Regions from separate parts of the Homo sapiens genome. Here region 2 is linked to region 1. A link is an interaction called in ENCODE POLR2A ChIA-PET data of the cell type or tissue named here. Cell type or tissue: PC-9. All regions are shown on one strand.

The links. Peaks named below come from ENCODE experiments on the same cell type or tissue, not always from the same donor. Only the 100,000 strongest peaks of a DNase experiment are listed, where the experiment ranks them.
Region 2: POLR2A ChIA-PET joins it to region 1 with 11 read pairs; 2 of 35 experiments call an interaction of 5 or more read pairs at or near these places.

The regions. Positions count from the first base shown.
Region 1 is chr12:15,826,344-15,834,343 of GRCh38, reverse strand. LOC102724146 (a long non-coding RNA gene) reads left to right here. Exons shown (of 6, transcript XR_007063230.1): 5 at 5,972-6,163. Among named protein-coding and RNA genes, the nearest start is that of EPS8, 41 kb to the right of the region's middle. In PC-9, no CTCF peak of the experiment used is centred here; no DNase peak of the experiment used is centred here.
Region 2 is chr12:15,624,726-15,632,725 of GRCh38, reverse strand. EPS8 (EGFR pathway substrate 8, signaling adaptor) reads left to right here. Exons shown (of 21, transcript NM_004447.6): 18 at 1,062-1,284. Among named protein-coding and RNA genes, the nearest start is that of EPS8, 160 kb to the left of the region's middle. RefSeq lists a cis regulatory region at 3,393-3,406 and an enhancer at 3,327-3,471. In PC-9, no CTCF peak of the experiment used is centred here; a DNase peak (open chromatin) is centred at 3,425; H3K27ac peaks cover 3,694 bases.

The DNA of each region.
Region 1 (8,000 bases):
TTAATAATGAAAGATTTTTTAAAATTTCCTTATTATTGGTATTTATTATCTTCATAAAATGGCTATCTTTAGAATTAAACAAATGAATTAAAAACATGATGTGTAATGCAATTAAAATGCTGATGCTCTTTCCCAAATATTTTTTGGTAACTGTTTAATATATGATTTGACAAATATTCAGAAATTATTAGAAACATTTCTTAATGGAAATCCCGTTAATTTGATTTAATTAAATTTGAAAAGCGAACACCTAGCACAAACTTTTAACCACCAATAAATAGGATGCTATGTGATTTTACTTTTCTAGGTGCTGGGGATATAGCTGTCAGGAACTATAGACAGTCTGGGATTTTACTCTACTTTCAAGCTAATAGGCTAGCCTGTTACTGTATCATGGACACTGGGAAAAGGTATTAGACTCTTGAATCGGAGATAAAGGACTCTATTACTTATGATGTAACAGGCAGCATGATCTTCACATTTTCTTGTATCAATTTTCCACGACCCCCAAATTTCATGGGGATGACATAGGGGGGCCTGTACAGATGCCTACACACTCATTAGAGAGAGGAACACTGTGCTTAGAGAACTTTGAGTGCAGGGTAACAAGTCTGTTCTTTGTCTAGGAGAAGATACTACCTTATCCCTCCAAGGCTGTTGCTTGCTACAAACATAATCCTGAAGAAAGGCCCAGGTGAAGACCAGTGAGAGCCGTGAATTCTTGGTATATCCAGCAATACTGGACAGGGACTCTTAGGGCCTGTTAGCACGTTGCCTTTCCTAACAAAAGCCTTAGTTTCTTGCACTTAAAGAGCTTACATTTTGAAATTAGAAGGATTCTTCCTGATTAAAGGATTTCATCCTGGGCTGTTTTACTCCTTCTCAACTATGGCAGCGTGACCTCGAAGCTTGCATTGGCCTTTTCCCCAATTTTAGTTTTATACTCACTGTTTCTCCATCTTCCATTGCTATTTACATCTTCCTTGTTAAGTCTCATGCATTAGTCAGATTTTGCCTACATCCCAGGAGCTATATTGCCGTCACAAAGGCTGGACTGAGTTTCTCAAGACATTCCCAGGCAATTTCCTTAAATCCTGACCATCCTTTCTGCATAGTCAGTTACTCTTGCCCAAAGCAATTGCATAGAGCAAGTGCCCCATGTAGACCTGAAGACTCAGGCCAGTCACAGTTTTGTAGGCCATGATACAACCTGGGTCACCCTGAGCTAGGCTTCAAGATTCTGGGCATCTGTGTCTGCTGTGTCCAGCTAGATGTTACATGTGTGTGGCAGAAGAGGACTGTCTTCTTCATCTATTGTTGTAAAACAAAATGTGGAGTTTAATTGAAATCAGAACAGGGATACATTAAACAAACACAAAGTAGTTTTCTGATTATCAATTTTTGGACTCAAAGCATCTTCAAAACATTGGGGATCCAGCTTATCCCTGAGAGACATCATCAAGCATTACTAAAAGTTTTCACTCTTTGAACTATTCATTCACATTTTGTTGCAGAAAACAGGACAAAGTTCCAGACATATCCTTCCTTTCTTCTTTCTAAAATACACTCACAAACAGGGACTTTTCATAGTTCAAAAGAAAAACAAATAGCTTTCTTTCTTGACTAGTTGGCCTGTTACTCTCACCCTGGAATCTCATCTCTCAATAAGAGGGTCCAGGGCACCAAATTCAAGCAGAAATTCCAAGGACATCACTTTACTTGTCTTTCTATGAAGTTAAGTATGCGTTAGTCTTTCTATGAGGGAGACAATCTTCTGGGATTATTAACACCAGTCAATAGTCCCAGGAGGGTGGGGCAGGGAGTGGAAAGGAGGGTGAATGCAATAGTTAAGGTGTAAGGGAAAAGAATTTCTTGCTATCATCAGGTCTAGTTCTTTAAAGCATGATCGTGCATTGAAATTTTGCTATGAGTGGTGACCAATATTAGAAAGAAAAAGGTTCGTTTGTCTTACAGTTGCTTGACTCTGAAGATTCTGAGCTGCCCAAGCCTATGTCCGTGAAGGATTGTAAAGAGCCCTCAATTCACCTGTGCTCTCCCAAGAGAGAGCTAGCATGTTATGGGGTGGTGGCAACCCACCATTTTTAGCACCAACTGCTGAAAGATAGAAAATAAAAGAATTGAGGATTCTTAGAAGAGAGAAGACTTGAAGGTGACCATGTAAGGCTTATTCTATAGCCTCAAGTAAGATGATATAATATAGAAATTTTTTTAAAAAAATTTGCACCGTTCTCTGGATTCCAGCTGTGTTCATTCTGCAAAGCAGTGTGTCTAAATGTTTTTCCAGATATATTGGGCATGATAGCCAGTTTACCCAGTATGTCATAGTCCTGGTTATGATGAACATAGTTAAGAAGTAGAAGAGACGGAGAAAGATTGGAAGAAAATGGAAATGTGAGAGATTGTGGCTGTGCAGCAACAGTTAATTTATATGCATGGCTGTGTATATGAATGAGAATGTATATGATTCATGGTTTAAAGATGGTAGTGTAATACATGTACCTGTATGTATGTATGATGGAACTAACTAGCCCATTGTATATTAGCTCCAAGCTACTATTGTGGTTTTAAAAAGCTGAAACAGTCATTTCCTTGCCAGCTTCATTATGTCACATATAAATATATGTTCTGTGTGGGAAAGAAAAATATTGTATAGGCAAAGGAATTTCTATGAGAAAGATACAGAGTCTTTGAAAGAGACTTAAAATCTATGACTAAATGAGAGAAATAAATGACATTTCTACTACAACGCCCTTGTCAGGTTATATTAGAGAAAATTTATGTCACTGACAAGCCAAAGAAGGAGGCATTTGTATGCTACTGACAGTTGGTACAATATGTGTGTAGAAATGAACTTAAGTGTGGGAAACAAAAGAAACAAAAAACCTGGAAGAGAGCTGACTAGAAAGAGAACAAATAGGAAAAAGTGAAATACTTAGCTATATGAAACAATTTTTAAATAGTATTGTGTTAGATTCTCAAGGACGGATATGTGCTGACACAGTGTCTGGGATTTCAGACCAAGTACTCAGGTTCACATTGGATTAAACTTATCACCCCAGACTTGAGCCAAGAGCTCACCTTCGTCATGACCACTCAGCTATTAGCATCATGGAGTATAGCAGTGTAAATCGATCATACAGAAGTCCTTCTGGTTTTAGAATAAAATGGCAAAGTTGGAGAGAGCCCCCATGAAGATAATGCTCTAGTCAGACCTGCAAATATTGGCTGAATAGATGGTTTGGACAGAAAGTTTCAAGCAAAGAATCTGACTAAGTACTATTATGGGTTAACTAAATTGAGGAAATCTAAAAATTTCTCATAAAGATGCCCAGTTTCTTAAGAAATTGCCCTTGTTTTTGGACAATGAGCCACATCTTGTATTCATTCGAGGCCTCCATGTTGCTCCACTGGATGAAGCTGACTGCCCTGGCAATATGGCTGTGACTACACAGCTTGCAATGAAGTAGGCTTTGGACCACTGGTAGGAGAACTCCCTCCTAGAAACCAGAGAAATTCAAGAGGGGTTAGAGAACTATGAGTTATATTTGGCACCTACCAAAAAGTCATGCTGAAAACGTGGGATTCAGAGGCCAAGGAATGAGGGGGATTGAGAGTCCACACCGTCCAGTACTGGGGATTATTTTGCTAACATGTACTATACACAAGCAGGAATTTAACAAATACTTGGTTGATGAGCTCATTATGTATTTTTTATCCTCATGAATTGTGGAAGCTAAAACTGGATTTGGTGTATTAATGTCATTATCATTTTTGTATTACAACACTGAGCAAACAAGTAAGTAGTTTTTGTTGGTAAGACATCTTTTTTTAAAAAATGACAAGGATAAAAAGAAATATTAGAAATGACTCTGTCACTAAGGAGTTATACCTTGGGAGACAAGACATACTGGCAAAGAAATAATAATGCAAGTCATATTAGATCAGTTCCAAACACATTTGTTCCCCCACTCCTTCCGGAGACTTGAAAGGCAAAGCCTTACTCTTTTGAACTAGTTTCTCTTTTCTTTTATCCCTCTTCTATCGTCTCTCTACAATCCTCAATCTTCAGTGTTGAGTTGGAAAACTTAGATCATTTATAAGTTCTCATGATAATTTGGTTTGAGAAACACAGTGTAGGCAGCAATTGTGGGGGAGGAACAGTCCCAGGGGAGTGGTAGTTGCTGGGCCTTTTACAGAAAGAGCAGGACTCTGATAACTAGATATAAATGCGATGGGTATTTCAGGAAGGAGGAAGAGCCTGAACAGATCATGTCTCAGGAATGAATGAGACCTGTTTTGCTGCAGTGAGTAGTGAACTCTGGAAAAGAAAAACTGTGGCAGAGAGATGGGGCAGTGGGCAGGTGGTTAAAGGTCTCTAATAGGGCCTTATTTAATCCCTAAGCAGTGAAAAGTCAATGCATGCTTCTACATAAGAATTTAATTTATACCAAACAGGTTTTAAGAATAATTCTGGATTGATGTATAGAAGATGTGAGGAAGCAAGAAACAGACTGCAAAATGGTACTAACAAGAACTAGAAAGAAATGTAATAATCATCTTAGTCAACTTACTCAATTTCTGGTGTCTGGTGTGTATGTGTGTTTGTGTGTGTGTGCACACGTGTGTGTGTGTGTGTGTGTGTGTATTGGGGTGGAGAGCAAGGAAATTTAGCAGAGAGGTTGCCTAAGGTCATAAGCTAATTAACAGCAGAAATAGACTAGACCTGACTCACAGTTTAGGACAAGATCCCCTATATCAGGGGTCCCCAAGCCCTAGGCCACAGATTGGTACCGGTCTGTGGTCTGGTAGGAACTGGGCCACACAGCAGGAGGTGAGCAGTGAGTGAGTGAGTGAAGCTTCATTTGTTTTTACAGCTGCTCCCCATACCTCCCATTACCACCTGAGCTCCACCTCCTGTCAGATGAGCCCTAGCATTAGATTCCCATTGGAGTGCGAATTCTATTGTGAATTCTGCATGGGAGGGATCTAGGATCTAGGATGCAAGCTTCTTATGAGAATCGAATGCCTGATGATCTGTCACTGTCTCCCATCACCCCCAAATGGGACTGTCTAGTTGCAGGAAAACAAGTCCAGGGCTCCAACTGATTGTGCCTTATGGTGAGTTGTATAATTATGTCATTATATATTACAATGTATTAATAATATAAATAAAGCACACAATAAATGTAATGTGCTTAAATCATTGCAAAACTATCCCCCACCCCCTGGGTCTGTAAAAAAAATTGTCTTCAATGAAACCCATCCCTGGTGCCAAAAAGGTTGGAAACCACTGCCCTATATCATTGTTAGGAATCTATGGCAACATCCAGGAGCTAACAAATGAAGGCAGAAGTGGGGCCTGCCATTTTATCCAGATTGTAAAGCCATTTGAGAGGAAGTAGAACATAAGAATCAATTGGCCAGGCATGATGGCTTACGCCTGTAATCCCAGCACTTTGGGAGGCTGAAATGGGTAGGTGGCTTGAGCTCAGGAGTTCAAGACCAGCCCGGGCAACATGGAGAAACCCTGTCTCTACTAAAAAATCCAAAAAATTTAGGTGGGTGTGGTGGCTGGTGCCTGTGGTCCCAGCTACTCGGGAGGCTGAGGTGGGAGGATTGCTTGAATCCAGGAGGTCAAGGCTACAGTGAGCCAAGATGGCACCACTGCACTCCAGCCTGGGTGATAGAGCAAGACCCTGTCTCAAAAAAACAAACAAACAAAAAAAGAATCAATGAAGATATGATTAGTAATTGAATTGTGTATTCGTTTCCTATTGCTGCTCTCCTAAATTACCACAAACTAGATGGGTTAGAGCAGCATAAGTTTATTATCTTACCATCCTGAAAGGTCAGAGGCCTGAAATTGGTTCCACTGGGCTAAAATCAAGGTTTCAATGGGGCTGCCTTCCTGCCGGGGGCTGTAGGAGATCTGTTTTCTTGCCTTTTCCAGGTTCTAGAGGTTGCCTGCATTCCTTGACTCCTGAATCTCTATCACCTTCAGAGCCAGATATTTCCTGCTGAGTCTTTCTGAGGCTGCATCACCCTGACCCTGACTCTTCCATCTCCATCCTTCATGCTTAAAGGATCCTGGTGATTACATTGGACCCTCCCGTACAATCTAGGATACATTTTTAACCTTAAGGTCAGTTTATTAGCAACCATAATACCCCCTTGGATATAACATAGCATACTCATAGGTTTCAGAAATTAGGACATGGACATCTTTGGGGGAAAGGGAGGAAGCCATTATTCTGCCTACCGTAGATAGAGTATACAGAGGTAAAATAAATAAAAGATAACATCAAGCTTTTATAATTGAGAAACTGTAAAGACAAGGGTACACATGACAGAAATAAAGAAGCTGAAGAGGGGAAGCTGATAGGGGGCGCAAATCATCTGAGAAATGTCGTGTTTTAATTTGTGGTGTTCTATTCAGATGAAATATCCCAACAGGCATTACAAAAGCTGAGGGTTAGAAATGTTCCTATTTAGTTAGTGCTAATTCCTACTGTGTAGTAAGACGTTTTTCATGTTCTTATTTTTTTCTATCAGTATGTTTCCTCATATTCAAAACTTTTTGGCAGTAAAACTTAAAGACAGAATATATATAAATGTCTGCTATGCATGACAGATTTCCTATTATGATTAACATGTCTTACTATTCCAGAATTTAGTTATCTTGCCTTTAAAATGGTTTTCTCATGGACACATAGTGTTATATTATGTATAAGAAGCTTTAAAAAGGTTCTGTGTGTTTCTTATAGCTCCAGTGTTTTAATGGTATTCTATACAACTTCAGATGAAAACTCTTCTATTTAATAGATGCAGTATTCAAAGTCCAAAGGCAGTTATCTTTATAAACTAAAATCATAGCAGTTGGCTGTGATTAAAAACATTTTCAGATAGTTGCACATATCACTAACAGGTACCACGGTAAATTATTCCAAACAGCATTCCAGAGCCAGTGCCAACTTCTTATCATTTTGAGAAATTTATTTCCCCAAGTATACTGCTTCTCAAGTTTATTCTGATTCTGTGATTGGTCAGTGCTGATAGGGTACAAGAAAAAAACAACAAGATAGCAAGACTTATATGGTATAGCAATTAAAACAGCATTTTATTAACATAAGGCAAGACAAATAGACTAAGGGGAAAGAATAATTCAGAAACACAAAAATCTATACAGGAAACTTGATATACAACAATTATAAATCAGTAGGGCAAGGGTTCTGGGACAAGTAGCCATTTGAGGAAAAGAATAAAAGTATTTATCTATTTTATAAATACAAAAAATAAATTTCAGGTGGATTAACATCCATATATGACAACAAAAACCTTACAATGTTTAGAAAAAATACAGCAGAATATGTTCATATCACTAAAATTCCTGGCCATTAGGACATGGATGGTTAAATTTAATTATATAAAAATTTTAAATTTGCATCTGACAAAGATGCTATTTAAAAATTTAAAATGCAAGCCAAAATTGGGAAGGATTTTTGAAATATGTATAACTAACAGAGGATTATTATCCAGACTATATAAACAGTCCTTGCAAAGGAAAAGAAAAACATTTACAGAAACAACACCTAGAAAGCAACAAACACATGAAAAAAAGTTCCATCTCACCAGAATTCAAGAAAATAAAATTAAAATGCAATGAGATATTATTTCATTACCATCAAATTGACAAAAATTTGAAATGATGGTTTTAAATCATGGCCAGGGGTTGGAGGTAATAATATTTCAACCACTGCCAGCAAGATGTAATTTGGTATAAATGATTTGAAAATAAGCTTATACTGTACTTTATTTAAACTGATCATAACCTATAACCTAGAAACTTCCAACTTCAGGTATATACCCCTAGATAAGGATATGTAGACATGCCCACAGAAACATATTCAAGGAATGTTTTTTTCCCAGTATTTTTTGTACTGCTGAAAATTTGGAAACAACTTATATTTTCACCACTAGAA
Region 2 (8,000 bases), 200 kb after region 1:
GACTCTGTTAAAATCAATACTACCTGATATTTGGGCCATTTTAGAATTTAAAAGTAAATACTGTTCTAATCAAAGGACCAGATTACCAAAAGGTCTTTTTGCATGTAATATGCTAATCCTAAATTAGAATAATTAAAATTGTGCCAGTGCAGTATCTAAACTTTGCCTTAATTACAAATAATTGTCCTGTATCTTTGATTCTAAAAAGAAAATGTGCCTTTTGAGAATTTGGAGACTCTCACAATGCATTATCTATTAAAATTATTTTACTTAGATTTAAAGTGTTAACTATTATGTGTGTTTTAAATAGGGAATATGCACAAATGCTGTTTTATAAGTATGCCTAACAATCATGATTTTAAAATTATTAAAAAGCATTTTGTCACACCTACCTTTTTTAATACAAATGGCCACAGGTCCCTTTCTAGTATTCGTTTGTAAGTTGCAATCATAAACATTTAAAGACCATACCATTACCCTCACAACCATCCACCCCGTGACATTTCCATTTTAACAAGGGAAATTTCTAATTTTAATAAATTAGCATTAAGATGATGGCAGAAAAAGTTATGCCTTGAACAAAATAATACCAATATTTTAAAATTATTTATTGGAAACAAAATTAAAAATCTTTGAATATAGCGTACATTTAAAATGAGTAAGTGATGCTTTATGCTGTTGACATTTAGACTTCCAGTGCAATTGGAAATTATTATTAGCATAAATTAAAAAATAATTATAAATCTTTCTGCCTCCCCTCATCTTGTGTGATTCCAAGCCCAAATTCTGTTTTCTTGACATTTATTACTATAATACTACTATTTGCTATTGACGTAGCCTTGTGACTCCTTAACTAATGTTTTGACTTTGAACAAATTATGTAGAATGTTTAAAATATGATTTTTAATGGTCATTATACCATATAGGATTACAGATAAATGAGTAATGGGTTTGCAAGTAAGTTTAAAAATAGCCAACAATGTCCTATCAAAGTATAATTTGTTTTCCTAGCCTAGGTTTATATTTTTTAAATTTTAAGTTAATTATTTGTCTTTTTATAGAAACAAAGGATGGAGTATGGCCCAAGACCAGCTGATACTCCCCCTGCTCCATCACCTCCTCCAACACCAGCTCCTGTTCCTGTTCCCCTTCCCCCTTCCACTCCAGCACCTGTTCCTGTGTCAAAGGTCCCAGCAAATATAACACGTCAAAACAGCAGCTCCAGTGACAGTGGTGGCAGTATCGTGCGAGACAGCCAGAGACACAAACAACTTCCGGTGGACCGTAAGTTTCCCAGGGAGGCAAAAAATGTCTTCTGCAAATTAAAAGCACTACTAAGTAAAATATTGTTTACTGCTGATTCTACTTGTATTAAAGTCCTTTATACTTGCATGGTACTTAATAGATTGCAAAGATTTTCACCTGGTTTCTCATCAGCTACGTAGTTCTGAGAAACAGGAAGTATTCTCTCCACTCTCTAATGCATGCCTTTCTACTCCTTTTCCAATCTGTTATGATAATTGAATGCAGACTCTGGAGCCAGACATCCTGGAATTTGTATACCAAAACAACACTTGCCAGCTTCCTGACCTTCAATGATTTAATTATCCTCTCAGCACTTCAATATCTAAAAAGTGGAGAAAAATAATAGTATCTGCTTCATAGGATAAGTGTGAGGATTTAATGAGATAATGCATAGAAAGCATCTACTTCAGTGCTTCTCAGCCAGGAGCGATTTTGTCTTCTTCTCCATCCTTCTGAGGACATTTGATATTGCCTGAAGACATTTTTGGTTGTCAAAACTGGGGGGATGCTACTGATGTCTAATGGGTAGAGACCAGGGACACTTAGCAACAATTACAATGCACAGGACAGTCCCCAGCAACAGAGTTATCTGGCCCAAAATATCAATGGTGCTGAGGTTGAAAACCCCTGACTGATTTTGACCCCTGTATGACACGTAATATGCAGTCACTAACTACATCCTGCTGTCGCCATCATCATCATCATCATAACCTTCCTACTTCTCTTCCTCTTGTTTGCTATTCACAGTAGCTGCACAATCACACTATGTTAATATAATCACCTGCCAATAGTAGTCTCAGATTTAGCCTCCAAATTCAAATTTCATGTGACTTACACTTCAGTGCCATATTTTCATAACTTGAAATTTGATGTTTCATATAAATGGTTTCTATGAAAACCATATTTAAGTAAACTAAAAAGACACTATGACCAACTTTGGATTATCCTTATTTGTATTATTGGTGAATAGCAGTGTAGATATTTTGAAAACTGAAGGTAGTTTTAAGATAAATTTTGTTTAACCTTGTAGTATATGGCATGTCAATTTAATCTCCAAATTTGGTGTTTTAAACGTATTATAAAGTTACTTGGCTTTACCTATACTTGATGTGTAAAAACTCTTGGAAAACCAGAGCTATGAAGATATTTCATATTTCCCCAATATGACAAAAGTATATGAAGTGTGTGTGTGTATGTGTGTGTGTGTGTGTGTGTGAGTGAGAGAGAGATAGAGAGACAGAGAGAGAGAGATGGATATCTATCTTTCCCTCAATGTGGGCCTCTCTTAGGGTTCTGCCTTCGTTTTCCACATAAACATACTTTTACTGTAGTTCATTCTATTTCCATTTCTTTCAATACTATTTATATTGTTGGGAAAAGAATGATTCCCAAATTAGTCATCGTATTAAAACTCATCTCTGACATCCAGATACCAGTATGGAACTATTAACTTTATAGCTGAGATTGGATGCTTTCTATTTATGTTCAAAACTAAATGGCTGAATCTTTCACTCCCATTTTCATCCTACTGTTTTTCTCACGTCAGTAAGTTATTGCCACATCTGTTCAGTTGTGGACATTCTTGATAAAATAAAAAATAAAAAAGACACTAAAACTATTACTATTTAACAATTCTAAAAATTCTGGTTAAATGCAATAAGCATAAGCCTACTTTTACTCATTAATTTTTCTCCCACGGTATGTCCAATTTAAATGACTGTCATATCTATCTTGCCAGGAAACTAAAGGAAAAATGAAGTTTTGGAAAAGTGATTAGCTCTTTCTGTACAGCAAAAACAACTGTGTGCGTGAGTGTGTAGAACCATAATAAAATAGAATATGCTACTAAGTTTTTAAAATTATGTGGAGTTTTTAAAAAGAGTTTTCTTTTTCAAATACACTAAAGACATAGTTTTAAGATGAGAAATTTCTATAAATATTTTTATTGAGTTCCCTAAGGAGAAAACTTCCTCTTAGAAATGACTGTTCTCTTCTTTATTCTTCCCACAAGTTTATAGCATTTCCCTCCGTAGAGACGTCAGCACAGTCATCTTTGACACGGTGGGACTCTTTATCCAGGCCTAGCTAGGATCAAAGTTCATCGGCCTCCAGTCCCCATTTGGAGCAGTGTGTGGGTTAGGACAGTCTGTTCTTTGTTCACGCTGAGAAACCAAGAATAACCTAGTGGGAAAGAGGCATAGTTTGCATACTTTTAAAGATAGAGAACTCTCCTGATAATTGTGACTCATCATGTTGAAGTCTGTTTTTCATAAGTAAAAGGGTGGCATTGGTGTATAAAATATAAACATCTCTCCCAAAATTAACACACATACTTGTTTCCTTAGAATATTAAAAATCTTACAATATATTTGCAACTTATGTAAGTTCCTTTTTAAAATATCTCAAAAATACAGTTTGGCATTAAATAAATATATTTCTTTTTATAAAACAAATATTTCTTGATAACTTTATTGCAGAACAGTTTTTCTCTGAATGAATGTTGGGGCTTAATGTTCTTTTAGAACCAGACAGTAGCACATATTTCAGTGTGTGTTTATTGATAGCCAAATTTCTCTCAAAATATGCCTACTCATCTACCCACATTCTCTGCTTACTGCCTAAACTTCTGGTAAAAATAAAATGAAAGGAACTAGGAAGTAAATACTCATAGAAATCTATCAAGTAGCAGCTATGAACAGGGGAAAAAAGCCAACATGCCTGTTTTTACAACGTAGCAAGTGGCAAGAGTGAAGCCCTTTTGTGGAAGTCTGTGTGTTGCCTATTCAAAATAACTGTGAAGCCTTGTGTCATAGAAGCTATTCAGGCTGTTTTATCGCAGGATCCCAAAAGGTTCTCCTTTTATCGCTTTTAAGATGCCAAACTTTAGTTGCTTTGTATTTCTCCCATTTCCTTTGAAATGGTAGTCCTTTTATTCGAATTTAATCTTTTGTAATCAGAGTGTTACTTTAGAAAGGTGTAAAGTTATTCTGGTTTGCTGTTGTGTGTTAGAACATTGGAAATGGAAAGCAAAAGCCCAGGAACATGTTAGGTGGAGGTTTTTTTGTCCTTCCTGGAAGAAAACTATGCTGTGGACTGGTGATGATTGATATACTGACTAAGTCAGCAGATGAGAAACCAAATCTTTTAGTGTGGTGATACATTTTATTTTTTATTCTTTTGAGATGCACTCATATGCTGTTTGACAGTTTGTTGTAGTGATTTTTTAAAAGGTAGCTAATGAAATGCACATAATGTATACTTAAATGTAACAATCAATAGTATTCTCTCTTACTCTCTCTAGCACCCCCTACTCCTCCCTCCCTCCCTCCCTCCCCTTTTCCCCTTTTTTGATTACTTCAAAAGATTTCCTAGATACTTGAGGCATTAAAAAAAATTAGACTGAAATAACACTAACTATTCACACTTTCCCTTATTTCCCAGGGGCACCAAACACTTTCTAAAACCCTTTCCCTAGGGGGGAAAAATCATAGAACATTGGTCACAAAAAGCTCCCTAAGTGACCAGGTTATTGTCACTTGCCAACTTAATTAGATTGTTCTTATTTCTTGAAAGTGAAAACAAACAACGAACATAATGTACCTATGTATATATACACACATATTTTAAAATACACAGACACATGATTCCCCTTCCTGTACTTTTATGCCTTTCCTATTTTTGTCATGACAGTATGTTCATATACACACACATCTTTTCCATTAGCATAAATGGCTAGGAAAAAGGAGTAGCTAGGGAAGTTAATCAAAGGTGATTTTAATGACTTTGGCTATAAAACAGCCCTCTGCTGAAAGTCAGAAGATCCAGTTCTAGCTAAATTATTCTACTAATTGAAATGTGACTTTGACAGATCATTTCTCTGTTTTTGGCCTTCATTTTCTTATCTGGTTATGTAAGGGGTTTGTACATGATGATTCTCAAAGTCTCGGTGAAAAAGTCAGCAGAATGCCTCATTCATTCATTTATTCAACAAGTATTTATTGAATTAAAGCACCGTTCCACGTATTAGGATATAGATGCAAGCAAAAAAGGGAAGCATCCTTTTTCTCCTCAGGCTTATATTTTAATGAAAGGAGGTAGGTTAAAAAACGATTAAGTTGGCTGGGCGCGGTGGCTCATGCCTGTAATCCCAGCACTTTGGGAGGCCAAGGTGGGTGGATCACGAGGTCAGGAGATTGAGACCATCCTGGCCAACAGGGTGAAACCCCATCTCTACTAAAAATACAAAAATTAGTTGGGCATGGGCATGGTGGCACACGCCTATAGTCCCAGCTACTCCATAGGCTGAGGCAGGAGAATCGCTTGAACCCAGGAGGCGGAGGTTGCAGTGAGCCAAGATTGTGCCACTGCACTCCAGTATGGCAACAGAGTGAGACTCTTTCTCAAAAAAAAAAAGATGATAGACAAAACTATCTATCAAGAAGGTGGTAAGTGGTTTGGAGACTAATAAAACTATGTGGATAGAGAGTGCTTTTGGGGAGGGATTGCAGTTTTATATACATCAGGGGAAATAGAAAGGTGGGGAGGAGTAAGCTATGTGGAGATGCGGGGGAAAGCATTCCAGACAGAGCAGACTAGAGTGGCCTTTAAATTTGAAGAGCACCAAGGGAGCCATTGGGAGCAAGAGTGAAGGGCTCCAGAAGAGTTGTGGAGTGGCTTTAGAGTGGTGGAGGTCTTGTAGGGCCTTTTACTGGGAGTAATTAGGATCACTTGGGAATGTTTTGAGCAGAGGGGCTGCAACATCTGACTTGCATTTTTTTTTTTTTTTTTTTTTTGAGACGGAGTCTTGCTCTGTTGCCAGGCTGGAATACAGTGGCGCTATCTTGGCACACTGCAACCTCCGCCTCCTGGGTTCAAGAGATTCTCCTGCCTCAGCCTCCCGAGTAGCTGGGGCCACAGGCACATGCCACCACGCCCAGCTAATTTTTGTATTTTTAGTAGAGACTGGGTTTCACCATGTTGGCCAGGATGGTCTCGATTTCTTGACCTTGTGATCCGCCTGCCTCAGCCTCCCAAAGTGCTTGGATTACAGGCATGAGCCACCTAGCCTGACTTACATTTTAAAAGAATCACTTAGTTGTTATACTGAGAAGAGAATGAAGAGAAATGGGTAGGGTGGTAGGGAGTGGAAGCAGAGAGATCTGTTAATAGGCTGGTAACTCAGACCAAGCTGGCAACAGAAAAAATACAGTGAAATCATTGGATTTTGGATACATTATGAGGTCAGACTAACAGGATCTGCTGATGGATTGGATGTAGTATAGGACAGGAATCAAGTGCAGCTCCGTGGTATTTTGCCAGAACTGGAAAGATAGAATTGTCATTAAGTGAGTTGAGAAGTCTAAAAAGCAAGTCTAAGAGTTCATAAAAGCAAGCTTCAGGAAGAAGATCGGGAATTCAGGTTTGGGCATGCTATATTTGACATGCATTTGAGCTATTTAAGAAATACCCAAATGAATATATCAAGTAGACAGCATATATGCACCCAAGTTCCGAGTAAGAGGACTGGAAAAATAATTTGGTAACCATCATCTTTTAAATGGCCATGAACCTAAGCACAGTGGTCATTGATGGAGGTAGTGCTGGCAGAGATGAGTCTCAGGAGTGTCCCCTAGAGCACCTTAATATTACTTAGTTGGAGAGATGAGAATATTCAGAAGAGGATCCAGAGAAGGGGAGTCCAGAAACATGGGAGGAAAATGAGGAGACTGTGGTATCCTGGAGGCCACAGGGAGAAAATGTTTCAAGGAGGAATCTTCTGCTTCAAATGTGTGCTGATAGGTTAAATAAGATAGTAGCTGGGAAAGAATTGGCTGGAGTTTAGCAAAGTGTAGTAGAGAGATGGGGGGAAAAGCAAAATTGAATTTCGGCGACATTAAGAGAAAATAGGAGAATGGGAATTGGAGTCCACTAGTACAGGCAACTTTTCGTGAACTTTGCTGTAAAAGGAGCAGAAAAATGGGCAGTAGCTGGGAAAGGACATGGTAAAAAGGACTTGTTTAAAGGTAACAGAAATCATAAAATAATAGCATGTTTGCAGGCTGATGAACTGATTCAGTGAAGAAGGAAAATTAATAACAGGATAAATAAGGGAGAAATGACTCAGTATTTGAATAGGCAGAGAACTTGAGGCCTAGTGCATACATGGATAGTTAGCCTTGGGAGCAGGGAAACAGCTCTTATATAACATAATAGGAAGGCAGGCAGAACATATGGGGAAAGTGCTGTTAGGAAGAACTACTAGAGGAACTTACGGAGGTTTTCTTCTAACTATTTTATTCATAAATTAGGAAATGAGATCAGCTCAAGGTGAGGATTGGGGAATAGGGTTAGAAGTTTGTAGAGAGAAAGTAGAATATATTCAATACTTGTCTAAGACAGTGGGCAGTTACATGACCTTAGGCAGGACTTCTTGGCCTTTGAGGCTGGGTTATTCTCTGCTGTAGGAGAGGCTGACATTATAGAATGTTGTGTGCATCCCAGGCTTCTACCCACTGTGTGACAGCAGCAGCCTTTCCCCTTTTTCTCCCTCAATTGTGACGACCAAAAGTGTCTCCAGATATTCCCAAATGTCCTCTGGGGCCAAAACTGTCCCCAGTTGAGAGCCACCAGTCTAAGGAAATGTAGTATAATTGTCAGGAAGCATTAACAGCCAAGTTAAGGTTCATAATCATGAA